Regions from separate parts of the Mus musculus genome. Here region 1 is linked to region 2. The links are chromatin loops, found by intact Hi-C in ENCODE. Cell type or tissue: left cerebral cortex. All regions are shown on one strand.

Region 1 (8,000 bases), 170 kb after region 2:
CTTTTCCAGTTGGCAGCACTCATCATTTTCCTAACTCCCTTAACAAACTTCTACCTAGCTCCAGAAGCACAGACAAATAAAAGCTCTTGAACATCACAATGTACAAACAAACAAACAAACAAACAAACCCTATCACATGCACAGACAGAGACAGAGGTACTGGGTTGGAGGGAGGAATCAGCTCACCAGAGTGTCAGGCATGCTCTCTTCTCCCTCCTGCTACCAGGGAGCAAATGGAGGTATGGAGCAGTCAACAGGTGAGAAGCCCCCAGGAAGGGTGCAGAAAGTGTGAAGGGAAACCCTTTGTTCCTCCTTTGTTCTTATGTAGCAGGAGCCTGTGTGACACCACACTCTTCCTGGCCATCTGTCTGGCTCTTAGTAGGTCTCACACCCTCTGTGTGAGGCTTCCTGGTTCCAGCTACACATGTGGTTCATATTACTCCCAAAGTGCTTGAGTTGAAAACCTGGAGGGATTGCTGCCTGGGTACTCAGATAAGAACTTCATTCTTCTGGGTAAACCTGGAGGTGTTTACAGGATCTGGGGGTACCTTACAAAAGTCCTGGTGCTGCAGGTTTCTGTCACTGACTGAAAGGATAAGTTGGGAAGCTCCAAGCAGGTTGAAGCTGGGGTCAGCCATCCTACTCTAGGTCTCTGGACACTCTAAGAAACACCAGCACTTACACTTGAAGTGGAGACCCAGAGTGGGGCTCTGCTGGCTCACAATGGGGAAGGAGTTTGAGCTCTACTGAGAAATAGTCCTTCAGGGAGTTCAGAAACCAGGCTCTTCTCCTTCAGGTATTTTTGTTCCTGAAGAAAGTGAAGAGGAGGAAGTGGGGATGGGGGACAGACAGGGAAGGTGAGAGGTCAGAAGTCAGTGTAATATTTATTCAGCTCAGTAGAGACCTTTCACTTTTAGAAGCAGGAAACAACTTCAAAGCTGCAACATCCCCTTGCCACTTTGCCAACCTTCTGGTCCTCAGTCTCCACAGGGAGGCAGAGCTTTCTACCCACCCTTCCTAAGCCCACCCCTCTCCTAGCCTATCTCCTGCTTAGAAAGGTCATGTGCCTTACATGATTATGATTACAGAAAAGTTGTCATGGTGGCTTCCCCAGCCGTCTGAGCTGTCCCTGGAGTGTTCTTACTCACTCTAAGTCAGCCTCACACAAGTTTTCTGTCCACAGCAGAGTAGCTGTACTGGGTTGACACTTGAGAAGCCAAGTTGCCAACTATAGTACAAGGCCTAAACTACAGAGATTCTTTACAATGGATGGATTAGCAGGCCTCTCTCCAAAAAAAAAAAAAAAAAAAAAAACAAAACCCAAAAAAACAAAAAACAAAAAACCCACATAGATGTTCCAGGGCATAACTGTAAGGGCTTCTCAGGTCTCTTGAAGCCCAGGCCTATCCCTAGTCTGGGACACCCTAGTACAAGGCCCTCCACCCTAAGGTTCAGGGAGTTCTATTTCCCATGATGGGATCAGAGTCCCCAAGAGAGCTGACATCTACCTCCTTTTAACCTCCCTCTGCTAGCCCTCCTTGGCTTTCATCTCAGATAGGATTCATTTAGGACACTCAGGCTGAAATAGGGACAAACAGTGACATTTCCTGTTGAACCACACTAGTGTCCACACTTCCACTTCTGGGATATTGGGGAAGAATGCAGCAGGAAAACCTCTCCATACTTTGCTGTGAGAAATGGTGTTGTAGGAAACAACTCTAGTGCTGCCTCACCCATGGGGGAAGGGCAGAGGGTAGGGAGGTAGAATTAAATAGCTCCTACTAACAGTACCCTGGATCTCTCAGGTACCAGCCAGTTCTTCCCAGAAATCTGCCATGTACTGAGTGACACAGGGTACAAGCTCTGAGCAACAACCTTCTTCAGGAAGGGAAGGAGGCTAGTCATGGCTAACCCCACCCTGCCTTCTTTGCCTGGTGCCTGGGGGGGTGTGGTTGTGCAGTTCTCTCCCTCAGCACCAGACATTGCGGTTGTGGTTCCTTGAAGGCGGAAGCTTTTGCCCTTCTATCCTTGGGCTTTGAGTTACCACATTTTTGGCAGCACACAAGCACAAGATCAATCTGCACCTATTTAAATCTGAATGTGTTCTGATTCCTGCTTTCAGTGTCTGTGTGGCTTGCCATAAGGGGCAGAAACAGTAGCTCAAATACTCAAGTAATGTTCTCTTAACACCCAAAGGAGAAACCAAAGCTACAAGGTAGGCTGTTTAAACATAAAAAAGAAAGTCTGTGAGTCTGAGTCTTCGCAGAAGGTGGAGCAGGGCAGAAATGGGGCCTCCAGAAGGCTCTGGAAGCCTCTGAGGGGTGTGTGTGTGTGTGTGTGTGTGTGGTATGTGTGTTGTGTGCAAGTCTGCACACACATGCATGTTGGGGGTCATAGAGGGAAAAGAGTCATTTACCTTACCACATATTCAGTCTGTGCCCCAGGGCCCCTCCCCACCCTGCTTCTGAAAGACAAGTTGAACTTACTGTTCTTTCTCTCATCCTGAAAGTAATTTCAGGCAAGGAAAAGCAGGATTAAACTTTCATAACCGGACACATTTATCTTGTTTTGCTTCTTTCTTTCCCTATGTCCTCCCTCCACTCCACTCTTGACCCTCAGTAAGTTTAAGCCAGAGGGAAGCTGAGATTAAATATCAGGGGATGGTATCAGATCTGGAGGGACACTGATCTCTGATTCCCTGCCCATCCCCAAACTTCAATATTTTTCCATCTACCATTGGACAGTTATTATCTCTGTGGATGAGAGAAGCCTCTGCACTCTATGCCTGTTCTCCCTCAATATTGTCCTCCTTTGAAATGAAAGGGGGAATTAGAATTCAGAGACAGGCTCCCAGGGAGAATATGAAGACAAAGATTAAGTCAGTGATACAACGTTGACATGCGTTTAGTTCCTGAAAGGTCTTTTTAAAAAAAGTCTCCCTCGGAGCAGTGTTGCCACTGCTGAGACTGGCTGGAAATCCACATTAGGGAGTAAGAAGACGAGCAGGCCTGTGACAGGGACTTGGGGATGGGCCAAAATTTTACTTGCTGGTTTAAAAAAAAAGGCAAGAGTCACTTGATGAGACATCCAGGACTGAACTGCCTGCTGACTTGAATATAACATCCCTTCCCCTAGCCACCCAGACATGAACTGTATGGGTTAAGCCTCTCTCAGCCCCCTAAACCCAGACAAGTCCTGTGGGGCTGGCCTCTCAGAGTTATATCTATACACACACACACACACACACACACACACACACACACATGCATGCACAGGAACCTATACATTCCCTATGATGCTAGCCTCCCCTGTAAGCCTGGTGAACATTTTATAATGAAGCTGATCCTTACTTCTTGGGCCCTTCTCTCCCCTAATCTCATTCCTCTGTGCCAAACAGGGCTGAAAAGTTCCAGCTCTGCCCTCTGCCATTCCAGTTGTGGTCTCTGAGCAGTAATGGCTGGGGGTTTCCAGTATAGCCCCCCCTCCCCCGGTTCCCCCCAAATAAGAAAAGAAAAAGCACAAAAGCCAGTATTTCAGAACCTGTGGTTTTGAAGAGTCCCCTCTAGTGGAGAAAACCTGCTACTTTGGCTTCCTGCATCCCAGAGCCTCAGGCTCTGAGCTCACTGAAGGAGCCTGTGCCTGGGGCTCAGTCACTGGCTCTCCCATCTCAGTACACTGTCAGTATCTTTATCTTCCCTGTGTCTCCTGCCTGTCTCTCTGTTTATCTGAGACCTTGTCTACATCCTGACTTCTATTATGGCAAGTGCGCCTTCATGCCTGTATCTTGAGCTACATGCTCCATTTCTACCTGCGTTTCTGTAGAGTTCAGCAAGGCAGCTCTGATGAGCCAAGTACTTTGGGAGGACCTCCTATCAAGTGATCTAACCTCAGATATCTAGAACAGGACCACAGGCCAGAGCTGTTCAGAGTCTTTAGTGAACCAGTCTTTCGGTAGGAAGAACAAGAGGCTTTGTTCAAACTCCCTTCTCTATCCCCCGCTAACTCATTTTCAAACAAACTGGTCACTATTTGTACCCAAATTGCTTGGCGTTCCATGTGAAGCCAGACCTCTCAACTCAACCAGCCCTTGTCTTCTCCTCAGTCGCTGGCTGCACCCTGACATGTAAACAATTGGTAAAGCCTGGACAAATGGACAGGTAAGGAGGGATGCTTAAAGAAGAAGAGGGGAGAGTGAATGGGTCAGGTACTATGCCACGGACTATAGGAAGACAGCAGAGAAGGCCAACACCAACCACTCTGTTCGGAGAAGAGAAGACTGCCGGAGAACACCTGCTGGTTCTCAGGGTTTCCCAGAGATAACCTGCTACCCAGATGAGAGACTAAGCCAGACCAAGTCAGGATAATGATTAACCAGCTGCTGAAGCAGGGAACTTTCTGGAGGAGCTCAGTTGTAAGCCTTTCTTGCCACCCTCCCTTCCTTCTCTCATCTCATACTAGAACTCCATAGGGACCTTATCCCCAACAAAAATGATTCTCACTTCTATTCCTGCCCTCCAATCTAATATTGAGCAATGAGTTGTACAGAGGTTCCATATCCCCATATACTAGGAAGTAGGGCCCAAAGAAGTCTGGGGGCTGAGCAGAGGAAAGGGGTGGCTTCTTCAGACCAGCCATTTCCAATAGGCGCAATGGGACCAGCTGTTTGACCCCAGCGAACTGCCTTTCTTTTTGTCTCCACGGGGGGGGGGGGGGTCACCTTTAGAAATGACCAAAAAAAAAAAAAAAAAAAAAAGCAGGGGATGGCACACCCACCCCTCATTTGCTCTAATCAGGCATGAAATCTTTGTAACTAAGTGAAAAAACTGTTTCCCATAAGGGAATCGGTTCCATTCATCATTGTTTGAACTGAGCATATGTGATGGGAAGAAACAGAACACTCACATAGAATGAATTGATAACAGACAGCCCTGGGGGGAGGGGTAACAATGGGAGAAAGGTAGTGTTGGGGTGCTGTACATATTAGCTGTAAAAACTTCACCCAGCACCTCAAAACCCGCTTCTCTTGCTTTCCTGTAGGCAGTCTTGGATTATTCCAGCTAACAGACTGTAACACAATGCTCCTGTCTCTTTATGATCTGCATGGGGTTAGGAGGGGGGTTGGCTCTGGTTGCCTCTCCATTTGCCATAATGGACAGAAGTATATTGTACCCTAGTCTCTCTGTGCAGAGACAGCTGTATGGCAATGCAGGAAGACAGCTGGGGAGGGGGGACTGGAAACAGGAATTGCCTCCCCGACACCAAATCCTGTATCTTCCAGAGGCAGTCATAGAAAGCAAGGTGGAATAGAAACCATAAGGCTCCACAAACAGTGATGACTCCAGTACCAGAAATATTTCGGGATTGCTTGTGCTGGCAAGCTTAAAGCTCCTGCCAGCTGCTGTCCTGTGTATTTAAGCATGTCACTGGCTTCCCCTCCTGCTCCTGTGTCTCCTTGCCCATGAAATAAAGATTAGCTGAATAATCAGGAGTATTTGTAAGCAGGAGAGGGGGCCTAGTAGAGGCTGTTTTTTGAGGCTTCCCAACCTTATTTAGAGCACATAACTCCTGCAAAACAGATGCTGAACTTAACCATCTACCACATATACAACTTCTCCTGGTCAAGGATGTTGGAGGGCAGTCCTTCATTGACAGTCTAGAGACAGGAGAGATGTTCGGGGCAGCTCTGATAGGGACCGGCAGCCTTGGGATGGCATAGTCTTGAGTGATAGTCATATGTTATTATTGTCTGTTCTTCCTTTAGTCTTAGGCCAAAAGGTCAGCTGTTCTTCACCCCTGCCTGGATCCAGTCTGTGAGGGTCCTTGTCCCTATGCCCTGACAACAATGAAAATGGAACAGCTGAGAGACCCCCTTGCCTTTTTTTCCCTTGGAGGGAAAACTATCCAACTCGTTGGCACCTCAGAGCTTGCTGCTCTTCAGCAGAGTGTCCTCTATAGATGGGTCAAAAGCCATATTCTCTTGTTTTTCAAGACTATTTACCCCCATCCCAGTGCAAATTTTCTGAGGACAGTATGGGGACAGAGATCAGTCAGAGCCCCCTTTATCAACAGATTTTTTGGACAAGATTAACTGTGAAAAAGAGAAGACAGGTTCTTTAGGTAACACTAGCGAGTGGTAGTAGAGGCAAGTTGTGGGATGGGTGGGGGCTTAGCACCAAGAGGAGGTGATGTCAGGTAGAAGACAAACAAAAAAGCAACCTCCTGGGGTACGGGGCAAGATTCCACTCTGTTTCCTTGGTTCCCTGCCCTCTCTCAATTTTCCACCCCTAGGCCACCCAGCAGAGATCACAGGTAATTACTTCCAATGATGCTCTGTGGGGAGAAGAGAAGTTAATGAATTCTTCTATCTTCCTGCCTGGAGGTCAGCGGATGGAGGGCTGCTTGCAACTGTAGGAGTTTTCCAGGGTGATTACACAGAAAGTTGTGCATTTCAATTAGGAACAGCTGAATTCCTCCAGCCAGGGTTAAGCTCCTCTAGGAGCACGGGTTCTTACTGGAAAGCCCCAACATTCATAGTCAGCCCAGAGCGAAGAATGAAGTTTCAAGATCTGGAAAGAGACTGAGTATGACAGGCCTGCTATTGTGTGGAATTGCAGAGAGCTGAACCTGACTCCAGGTCTGTTGAAAGCAGCCATCTCAGTATTGTCTGTGTTCTAGCCCAGATACTCAACTGTACAGACCTGGTCCACTGCAAGGATGGCTGTGTCTCAAAATGTCTAATCCCCCACAGATGGCCTTCAGAGACATCTGGTAGCCTCACTCCCCAAAGCCATCCACCTCTGTCTGTTGTGCATATGAGTGGCTAGAGAGTTAATCTGTCTGTGATCTTGGATCTTCACTGAACATTCTTGCCCTCAACAACTACTCTCCTTTCCAGATGGTAGGGACTGACCTGTTCTCCCAAGTTGCACCCCCTCCCTCCCCCCAGCTTTTTCTCCCTCTTATCTCTACTTGAGCTATTTGAAGAGATAGCCCTTCCTAGGGCAAGGGTCATGTTAAACAGGTGGGCATTTTTGAGGGCCCTAGGAATGACATTTTCAGCTTTTGACATACAGCTCAAGATGAACATTTACGAAGACTACCTATGAGTAAAAGAAACTGGAATTTTCTAAGATCCTATCACTTCGTGAGGTAGGGCAAAAAAGAGTACATGGAGGGAAATGAGCTTTAAGGAGCCTCTTGGACTCTGGACAAACTCCCACTTCAACCAGCACCACTGTTGCTCAAACCAAGGGGGCTGGCCCCAGCTGGGCACTATGCCATGGGGGATGGGGACAGGAACACTTAACTACAGTGCTTCCAAACCGTTCTCACAGATTCCCGGAACGCACGCAAAGGATGCCTTCTCCTTCCCGGTGATTCCCAGTCTACTGAACCACTGGAACAGCCAGCGGCCACCCGGGACTACACTGCCTGGTGAACGCCCCCCAACCGGCCTCCGGCCATAGTCGCTCCAGGCTATCTTGCTAGTGCCACGGAGGCCCTCTCTGGGCTCCAACCCTGGGACGACCTCGTCGCTCAGGCGCTCCCCAGAGCTGCAGACAGCCGGCAGGTGCGCGCTATAAGCGCGCCACGGAGCGCCGGAACCACCAGAGCCGCTGGAGTCTATGGCCCGGAAGCCTGGACAGGAGACTGCAGCTGCGAAAGTGGCGGATCACGCGCGTATACTCGCCGCCACAACCAAGCCGGGGCCGGGGCCGGGACCCCAAGGGGACCTGAGGAGGCTGCGCCGGAGGAACCGCCGCGGGAGCGCGCTCGGGGAAAGGGCGGAGGGCGCTGCTTACCCAGCTCGGCAGTGTCTGTCTGTCCCTGCGTCCCCTCTTCGTCCGCTCAACTGGCGGTTGCCCAGGGCAGCGTGCGCCCAGTCCTGCCTGACGGGAGTCACACTGGCAGCCAGTTCCACATGTAACCCAGGATCATTAAAATCCTCGGCCCGCGCCGGCCGCTTGCCTGTATTCCTGGGGTGGCCCCCGAATGGTTCC
Region 2 (8,000 bases):
GCTTGTCATGTGTGTGTAAGAAAGCATAGGGCTAAGACTGGACCCTAGCAACCCAACCGAACTCCAGCAATAATTAGAAGTGACTGGCCAGGAATGAGCTCTTTCCTATACTTAATGGGAAATTGCTTGGGAGGTCATTCCCCAAGATTTTGCTGCTCTGTGTGTGGTTCCACAAACTGTTGGTGACACCTGATGTGGTTTGCAGACAAATGCTTGTCCCACAGGCTGTAAAGGATGAGTTCCTTACTCCCTCAGGTCTTCTGATGATGAAGAGAATCTGCCTGTTCCTCTGTGGTTTCTGCAACTCAAGTACTCTGTAGTATATGCCAGGTACCCACCTCTCCAAACATCGATTGCCACATGTTCAAATCCAGTCTATATTATTTATTGGCTATATAACTTTGGGTAAGTCACAGTCATAATTAATTCACACTTTCAATTGTTAGAGGTGAATCGGTTGATATATTTAAAATGTGAAAGATAGCACCTACCCCACAGTAAAACACTAGGGAAATAAGAATGTTTAGGCCCGTGATTCATATGCTCTCTAAGCTTTTAGGTGGAGAGCAGTGTTTAAGAGTTTAGCCAACAGTGGGGTCTGTTTCTGTAAGCACAACCTCTTTCCCCTCCTCCAACCCAGGCTGCAGCTATGGGAACTTGGGAAGAAACAAAGCAAAGCACTGTGACAGACCTTGTTGATGGGGATGTGAAGGGGTATTTTAAATCCCTACATGTGATGCAAATTATACCCTTTGGCTGAAGTAAAAGCCAGGGCTGCTTAGCAATAAGGGCTGGGAGAGAGTGACAAAGGTAGAAGAGATTGCAGCTTTCTCTCTTGGCCCTCCCAGCACCCTCTTCCAGCATTGTGTTTGAGATTATCTCTAATTTAAATACAACAGCTCTTAATGAGAGCTTTCAGTGCTCCTACTGGCAGGATGGGGCCTCAATGCTTATAAAACAAAGCCACCCCAAGTGTGGCCTGGAAACCCAAGACCAGCGAGCAAAGGTGCAGGAAGAGCCTGAGTGGAGGTGACAGACTCAATTCCTGCTGCTCAGACCCCTAGATTTATTCTGGGCTTATTATGATCTCAACTGAGGGTGGGTGCAGGAAGAGATACAGGGTCTCTAAAATCTATGCCCTACCAGAAAAGTGGCAACTGAGTTGGGGGTATATGCTAGCAATTCTAGGCTAGGAAGCTGGGCCCCAAGCATGTCTATCAGATCTGAGCATGATGATGAGAAATTGCTTGCCTGTACTATCCAATATGGTAGCCTCAAGAACAGTGTCTGGACACTGGGATTGTGATCAGTGAGATGGAGAAAGTAAAGTGTATGATTTATTTAGTCAACAGTGACACCATGCTCAGGCACACAGGTCTGGAAGCAGAGACAAGTATTCCTCTTATCTTGTTTATGAGGAAACCAAACCACAAAAAGGCAGCACCCATGGTGTGAGGCTGCGTCCCAAGATAAGCCATGTACTTAGGTTGGGAGTCACCTGGTTTCCCAGGACCAGCAAAAGATCACACTCCATCCTGGGCTGGTATAAAATCACAAGCAACCCTTCATGCAAGCCATTTCCAGGGGTTGAGGATAACAGGAGCCTATGTGACAAGGTCTATAACTCAACACTGCCCTTCCCCTGCTGTGGATCAGACCTGCGGAGAAGCAGCTTGGGGTGGTTCTTGTTCTCCAGGTTCTTGTCAATGAGGTCAGAGAGCAGCTGCTTGAGGACATCAGTGGCATATTCTAGGCGACCCTGAAGGCCTGTCATGATGAGAGAGGCCACGTTCCCACGGTCTCGCATGGAGAAGCTGCGCTGTAGTTCCAGTGTACGGATGAAGGTCAGCAAGAACACCTTGTTGTTGATAAGCTGGGCGAAGAGTTTCAGGGCTTTCTCCACGTGCTGCTGTCCATTTCCCTGTACCTGAGGTATGCAGGATGACCTTCAGAGGACAGGCTCTGGATGTCCATCCAGACCCTTAGGACATGATAGTGATAATGTCTGCTCTAGGACCCTCTTTATGAGGGCTGCAGCCATTTTATCCCCCAACTGTGTTGTTGGGGGTTGTTCTGTGAGGGTTAAAGTCTTCTGGGTCCCCTCTACTTGTCTTGGTGGTGAGGTTCTGAACAGCATTGGCAACAGATGTACCTCATTTCCCAAGGGCCCAACATGAGATGATCTATCAGCTTAATTTTCCTGTAATTTCCTCTGCCCTGACTCATTCTCTTGAATAAACAAACCAACAAATGTACAAACGAGCCCCTAGTCATTATTTTTAAGTCTATCACAAACCACTGTTCCCTACCATTTTTAAAGCAGTTATAAACTATTGGCTCTTTTCCTTCATAACCCTATACTGCTCTCTGGACTTCCTGGGAATCCCTGGCCTACATCATTAAAAGACATGCAGTACCTCCAGTTCCCGCAGAACAGGGTGGTCCTCAATGCCTGGGAACAGGACTCTCATGGCATAGGTACGGTAGTCCAGGTAAGGGATTCCTGATCGATCCAAGTCACTGGTTAGCTCATTGATGTCTGTCTGAAGCTCCGCAAAAGCTGTGAGAGTGAGTGAAGACAGGAAAGCTTAGAAGGAGTTCAAGTCAGGAGAGAGGAGAGAGGGAAAAGTTTGTCTGGAGGAGGAAGCTGGGGTAGAGAGGCAGTAGGTTAGAGGAGTGTAATGAGGAAGGTGTCCTAGGTTTCTGCCATAGGTTGTTTACTATAGGACTTTAAGGATTGCTTAAGGCATTGTCTCCAACTTGAAGCTATTAGAAGTGGTGGGAACTTGAGAGATGAAACTTGGGGGAGATCTTAGAGAGTGGGTCTCCCTCTTTGACTTTTTGCTTGGCTACACACTTTAACCACTATGTGCAGCCTTACCACAGGTCTTCCCGAAACAGGATTAACTTATCAGAGACAGAAAATTTCCAAACTCAGCCAAAGTAACTTAAAAAAAAAAGTGTATGTATGCATGTGAATAGATACATGCAAAAGTGTCTGTGACAGGTGTACTTTTGGAATCCAGAGGATGGCCTTAGGTGACAGACATCTTTAGAAACACCTCCTCAGGGACGGGTTCTCATTAGCCTGGAGTTCACAAATTAGGTTAAGCTGGCTGGCCACTGAGCTGAGATCCTCTTGTCTCTGCTTTCCCTGTGCTGGAATTTTGAGCCCATGCCACAATGCCTAGTTGTTTTTTTGTTTTTGTTTGTTTTTATCTGGATTGTAGGGATCAACCTCAGACCCTCATGCATGTGACTGAGCTATCTCCCAGCTCCTCTGTCTTTACTGGGTGACTACGTCAGGGACTTGTTATAGTGAATGGAATCTGAGTAACAAACTGTTATGAGAAGATGGAGACCTTTTATGTCTTCTGTCTATCATCTATCTATATTTTTTTACTTCTACAGTTGCAAAGGTGGCTAAAATATAGAGAAGAGAACAATATGACTTAGGCCCTTTATAGGTATTTGTAGAAGCAATTGGAGAACTTCTGGAGCTCAACAAAGGTCAGAATAAACAAACCTTCCCCTAGGAAGAAAAAGAACCAGGATGTGAAAACCTTGGCTGTCAAATGCTGACCCTGAAGGTAGGTCCAGGCAGTGAAGAGCTCCTAAGTATCTCCCTGGCTTCCTAGGTCAAGGGGTAAATCTTCGTGCTAGGATATAAGGGAGATGGGAGAGTTTTGACCCATCTCTCCCAGTACAGTTCTTTTCCATTGTTCAACAGTTGCTTGATTGTGAAAAGCCACTTGCCACAAAAGGAAAAATGTTTTGATTCTTAATTGATATGTTTACCCAAGGAGCCTGCTAGGTCCTCAGCCTGAAAGAATGCCAGGTATGCTTGTCAGTCACCCCGTGGATGTTTCTGTGTGGGAGATGAGAGAAAATACAATCTCCACTCCTACACACTTTCACACTCAAGGCTGTCTGTCAGCAAGTATGGCCTTTGGAACATTCAGTCTACAGCAGAGATAGAAAACAAATCCTAGGAGATGATAGGCCGGGGAGGAGGCAGGGCTCTCCTACGTTCTTGGCTGTGACTTCCATGTGAGTATTCAGAAAGGGGTGAACACTGGCAATTAAAGGATCTGGTCTAAGACAATGAGGCCTGGCAGATGCTTACTGTGAAGACATACTAGTCCTGAAAGGAAGAGACAGCTGGCTAAATTATGGACTGAATTGGGGTAGATCAGGAACAGTGAACACTGCCAATGGACCTATCTCCTCACACCTGGGCATACCTGGGTCTTCTCCAACCCCAGGGACAGGAAAGTTCCTGGGAAAGAATAGAGTATGAAGGCTTGAGGAAAGAGGATAGAGATAAAGACAAGGTTTGTATGTAAGGAGGGTGATGAGATTAGTGAAGAAGGAGAAGTCCAGGAAGTAGAGAATGCACCTGCACTCACCTTCCTTGCACTCCAGTGCCACCCTGGACTCCAGGTTGTCCATTTGCATTTGGAGCCGCTTGAGTGTGAGGTCATTTTCCCTAGACTTGCGCTTGTAAGCGATGAGGACAATGATGACGATGATAAGAAGGAGGCTTCCACCAGCTGCGATGCTGATGATGGCTGGCAGGGTCAACAGGCTGTCGGAGATGACGCTCACGGAGCCAGGTGAGAACACCATCCCGCCCACGTGAACCTGTGCATTGTACACACAGACACACAGGTATAGAGCCCTGGAGTGCTATCATATCCTACAGTGTTATAGTGTGAGCAATGGCAGGGTAGACTATGACAGTATGGCGCATATTTGGATATTAAGTAATTCTTGCCTTGAAATTTGCCTTTCTACTCAGGTGTACCCAACTGCTATCCATTTTGATATAGGACATGGAGATGATAAAATATGGAGGGCATGAGTCAGAACTGAGGTTGAAGGGAAGCTTTCTTCATGTATACATGGTGAGGTTGGGCAGAGGAAAGAGACAGAAGAGGGTTCACTCACCATGACCTTGTGCTGCCCTGTGAGGTTGGGAGGTTCACAAAGCAGCTGTGTCTCAGACACAGTGACTGTACAAGGTGTCTCTCCAATCATTACTGTGTAGTTGAGTTTGGCCCCTCCAGAGGCAGGAGGACAGAGATTTTTGCCCTGTAGAGAACAGGTGTCTTAATGAGGAGAACTGGAATTTGCAAGCAGAAAATAATTACCTACTTAAAAGAGATAAAGGAGACAGGATGGGGAAGAAATGTAAAAACCAGTAAGCCTCTATGATAGGTTTTTAAAGAGACTTGAACCAGTCATAGATGAAAGGAGGACCCCCCCCCCCAAAAAGGAGGTGTTTAGGAAAGAGGAAGAAGAGGAAAGAAAAGGAAACACAGAAAAAATGGACAGATATAGGTGGAGGGGAGGACACATCGTATTTAAGGGTAGGTGGGGTACAACAAGACTCCTGTGTATTAGCATCTAGAGATCTGGCCTTCTCAAGAGGGAAGGGCCTGCAATGCTCTCTCCCACCACTATCCAGGTTTTTCTTCCCCATTTATGTTTCCTACCTTCAGGATGATGGGTGAGCCTGGCTTCTGATCCAAGATTCCAGTGGGGCTGAGCAGTTCAAACGTTGGGTTGGGGTAGTAGATGAACTTGGTGTCGTTATAGATGAGTAAGGATTGAACATTGTTAAAGAGAAATCCAAACTCATCTGGCCGTTCCACAGTGTCCAGACCTGGGCGGTAGTCACTGGTCAGAGAGGGTGCCAGACAGGTGAGGGTGGTTGTGTTTACCACTGTGCATACCTAAGGAAGCAGAGAGCAGCATTCAAACCTGAACACCTGGTGGGTGAAGGAGGGTCTGTCATCTCCTCTTACCCTCTGTTTGCTTGACTTCCTTCACTACATAGGAGGCCCTTAAGAAAAATGTGGTGATAATGCATTTAACCCCACTCATTTATTTATTAACACTGTTTTGAGCACCTGTTTTCTGGCAGACACTGGGCTGAGAGTCTGGTGCACAGAATGAAGTAGTCCCAAGGGACAGCTCTGGATTAATTAAACAAGCTTTATAAGCTACTCCACAGAGAGCCTGGGGCAGCACAGGGCACGATGCTGTGAAATGCATGAATGGATGAGGAACACTCTGGTGGGAGGAACCAGATGCTCCGGAAAGTCTGTGAGTGTGCATGGCCTAAAGCGGGATTCATGAAAGATTTCCCTCAGAAGTAGTGAATGCTTTTATCTAGAGAACAAGAGGCTTACCTAGGCCAAAGAGTAGCGCAGGAATAAGTTTCAGCTGGAGGAGACAGCAAATGCAAAGACTGAAGATGTAAGAATGTTTGAAGAGGACAATTGCAGTAAGGGAGTATGTGTGGGGGTTAGGGGTGGGAGTATTTGGTGTGGAACAGAAAGTGGTGAGATGAGCTTTTTGTGCCTTGCACAGTGTTCAGCTAATGCCTCAGCACAAAGTGGTCAGTAGACAGAATTCTGCCACTCAGGGCCTTTCTTTCTTTTCTCTGGCCACATTCTCCTTCATCTGCACTCAGAAGTGACATTGAGTTCATGTTCTCCCTTGTCTCTTGGTCTGCCATCAAAATTCTACTGACTGGTGCCTGGTTAGCACCATCTGCTATTCTCCCCGCAGTGGTTGGTTCTGAAGCTAAGAAAACATCCAACCAAAGAAACTACTAACAGACCCATTGCAGGGCATAGGGGGAAAAAAAGCAGATTCCAGCTTGCTCTCCTAACTTTTACTCTGCACCACAGTTAGCTCAGTATCATTGTGGGAACCGGGCTGTCACAGGGAATAGCCCAGAACACTCTAGTATATTCTACCTAGCATGTGGTGCTCGCGCGCGCGCATGTGTGTGTGTGTGTGTGTGTGTGTGTGTGTGTGAACATATACACAGACAGGCTTCATGACCAGAAACAGATGCCTGTGTGAAACAGTTGACAGCACAGAAAAGAGCTGGTATGTAGAAGTGATGTCAGAACTTCAAATCAGTCTTAATCCTTCCAAACAAAACTGCTTCCCTGGTTTTTCTGCTGTTCTAGGGATCAGTTTCCATTCCTGTCCCTTTCCAACTTAATGCCCATATCATGGTGCATCTGGGGATACTGATAGGCATAGGAGAAACAATCAGTGCAATGAAGTGAGTACGGTTTGTCAACTTCCCTATGCATTTTGAGGCTTTGTGCCAGTCCCCCTCACTGTCTATTTGGGAACTTGGAACACAAGTAAAAGGGTAGCTCCAGGCTGAGGCTAAGGTGGGGACCAAATGGAGCAAAAGGGCAAAGTACTTCTTTCCTCCTACTGTAAACAGAGGCACTGGGCAGTGCTTTGAGGCCATGTTCTAGGGACACTGCCTTCCTCCATGCTTCCATTCAGGCCTGCAAGCCCGGCTACCCCCAAGCAGGTCACTATGTAGTCCTAGAGCCCTCCAATTCTTCCCAGAAGGTAGAACTATATTTAGTTCTTTTCAGGATGTCATATAATAGGGAAGCTGAAGCCATATTTTTTGTTTTTTCATTGAGGATGAAAGCTGTAGCTTTTGGGAGTCACCCTTGTTGCCCTCATGCTAACATTGTAGCATTCTCTCTATACTATACTCACATCTCATTTTGTATTTATTGGTGCCTTATATTGATCCTGTTAACCGGAGAGAAGGTCCTCCCCAGGTTGGTCAATACCTTGAGACAGTAAAAGCCTTGCAACTTGGTGGCATACTTTGCATGTAAAAACAAATGGCAGAGCCATCCCTAGCCCAAACCACCTCATGTCATACTATGCACATGCCCTAATTATCCCATGACTCTGTACCAAGGACTCAGGAAGAGACCCTCATGCCTTAGAGCCAACTGCTATACACAAATCAATCCTCTGGCACTGTAGCACCGTCCTTTCTATGAAGACTAAGAGAAGCTAGAGCCAGCTTTTTCTTCTGCCTTAAAGGTTGCTGCCTTGGCATAAGGGATCCTTCTCGTAAGAATTTATCTGTAAGTTGTATTCTGGTCGGCTATTTTGGAATGATAATAAAATCTGTATTTTAAAACCTGTACTTAGTT

What was found. Hi-C counts contacts between places; a loop is a spot of excess contacts. Peaks named below come from ENCODE experiments on the same cell type or tissue, not always from the same donor. Only the 100,000 strongest peaks of a DNase experiment are listed, where the experiment ranks them.
Region 1: a loop joins it to region 2, with 3 times the contacts of the local background. A loop is called at or near these places in 3 of 42 quality-filtered maps.

What each region holds. Positions count from the first base shown.
Region 1 is chr1:194,620,200-194,628,199 of GRCm38, reverse strand. It overlaps Plxna2 (plexin A2), which reads right to left. Exons shown (of 32, transcript NM_008882.2): 1 at 7,803-8,000. Among named protein-coding and RNA genes, the nearest start is that of Plxna2, 4.4 kb to the right of the region's middle. In left cerebral cortex, CTCF peaks have their summits at 3,386 and 3,589 (motif pointing left); DNase peaks (open chromatin) are centred at 6,165, 6,437, 7,342, 7,597 and 3 more places; H3K4me3 peaks cover 5,080 bases; H3K27ac peaks cover 3,947 bases.
Region 2 is chr1:194,791,467-194,799,466 of GRCm38, reverse strand. Plxna2 (plexin A2) reads right to left here. Exons shown (of 32, transcript NM_008882.2): 18 at 5,499-5,738; 19 at 4,951-5,094; 20 at 4,410-4,644; 21 at 2,418-2,560; 22 at 1,659-1,927. Among named protein-coding and RNA genes, the nearest start is that of Mir3962, 27 kb to the left of the region's middle. In left cerebral cortex, no CTCF peak of the experiment used is centred here; DNase peaks (open chromatin) are centred at 3,945 and 6,176.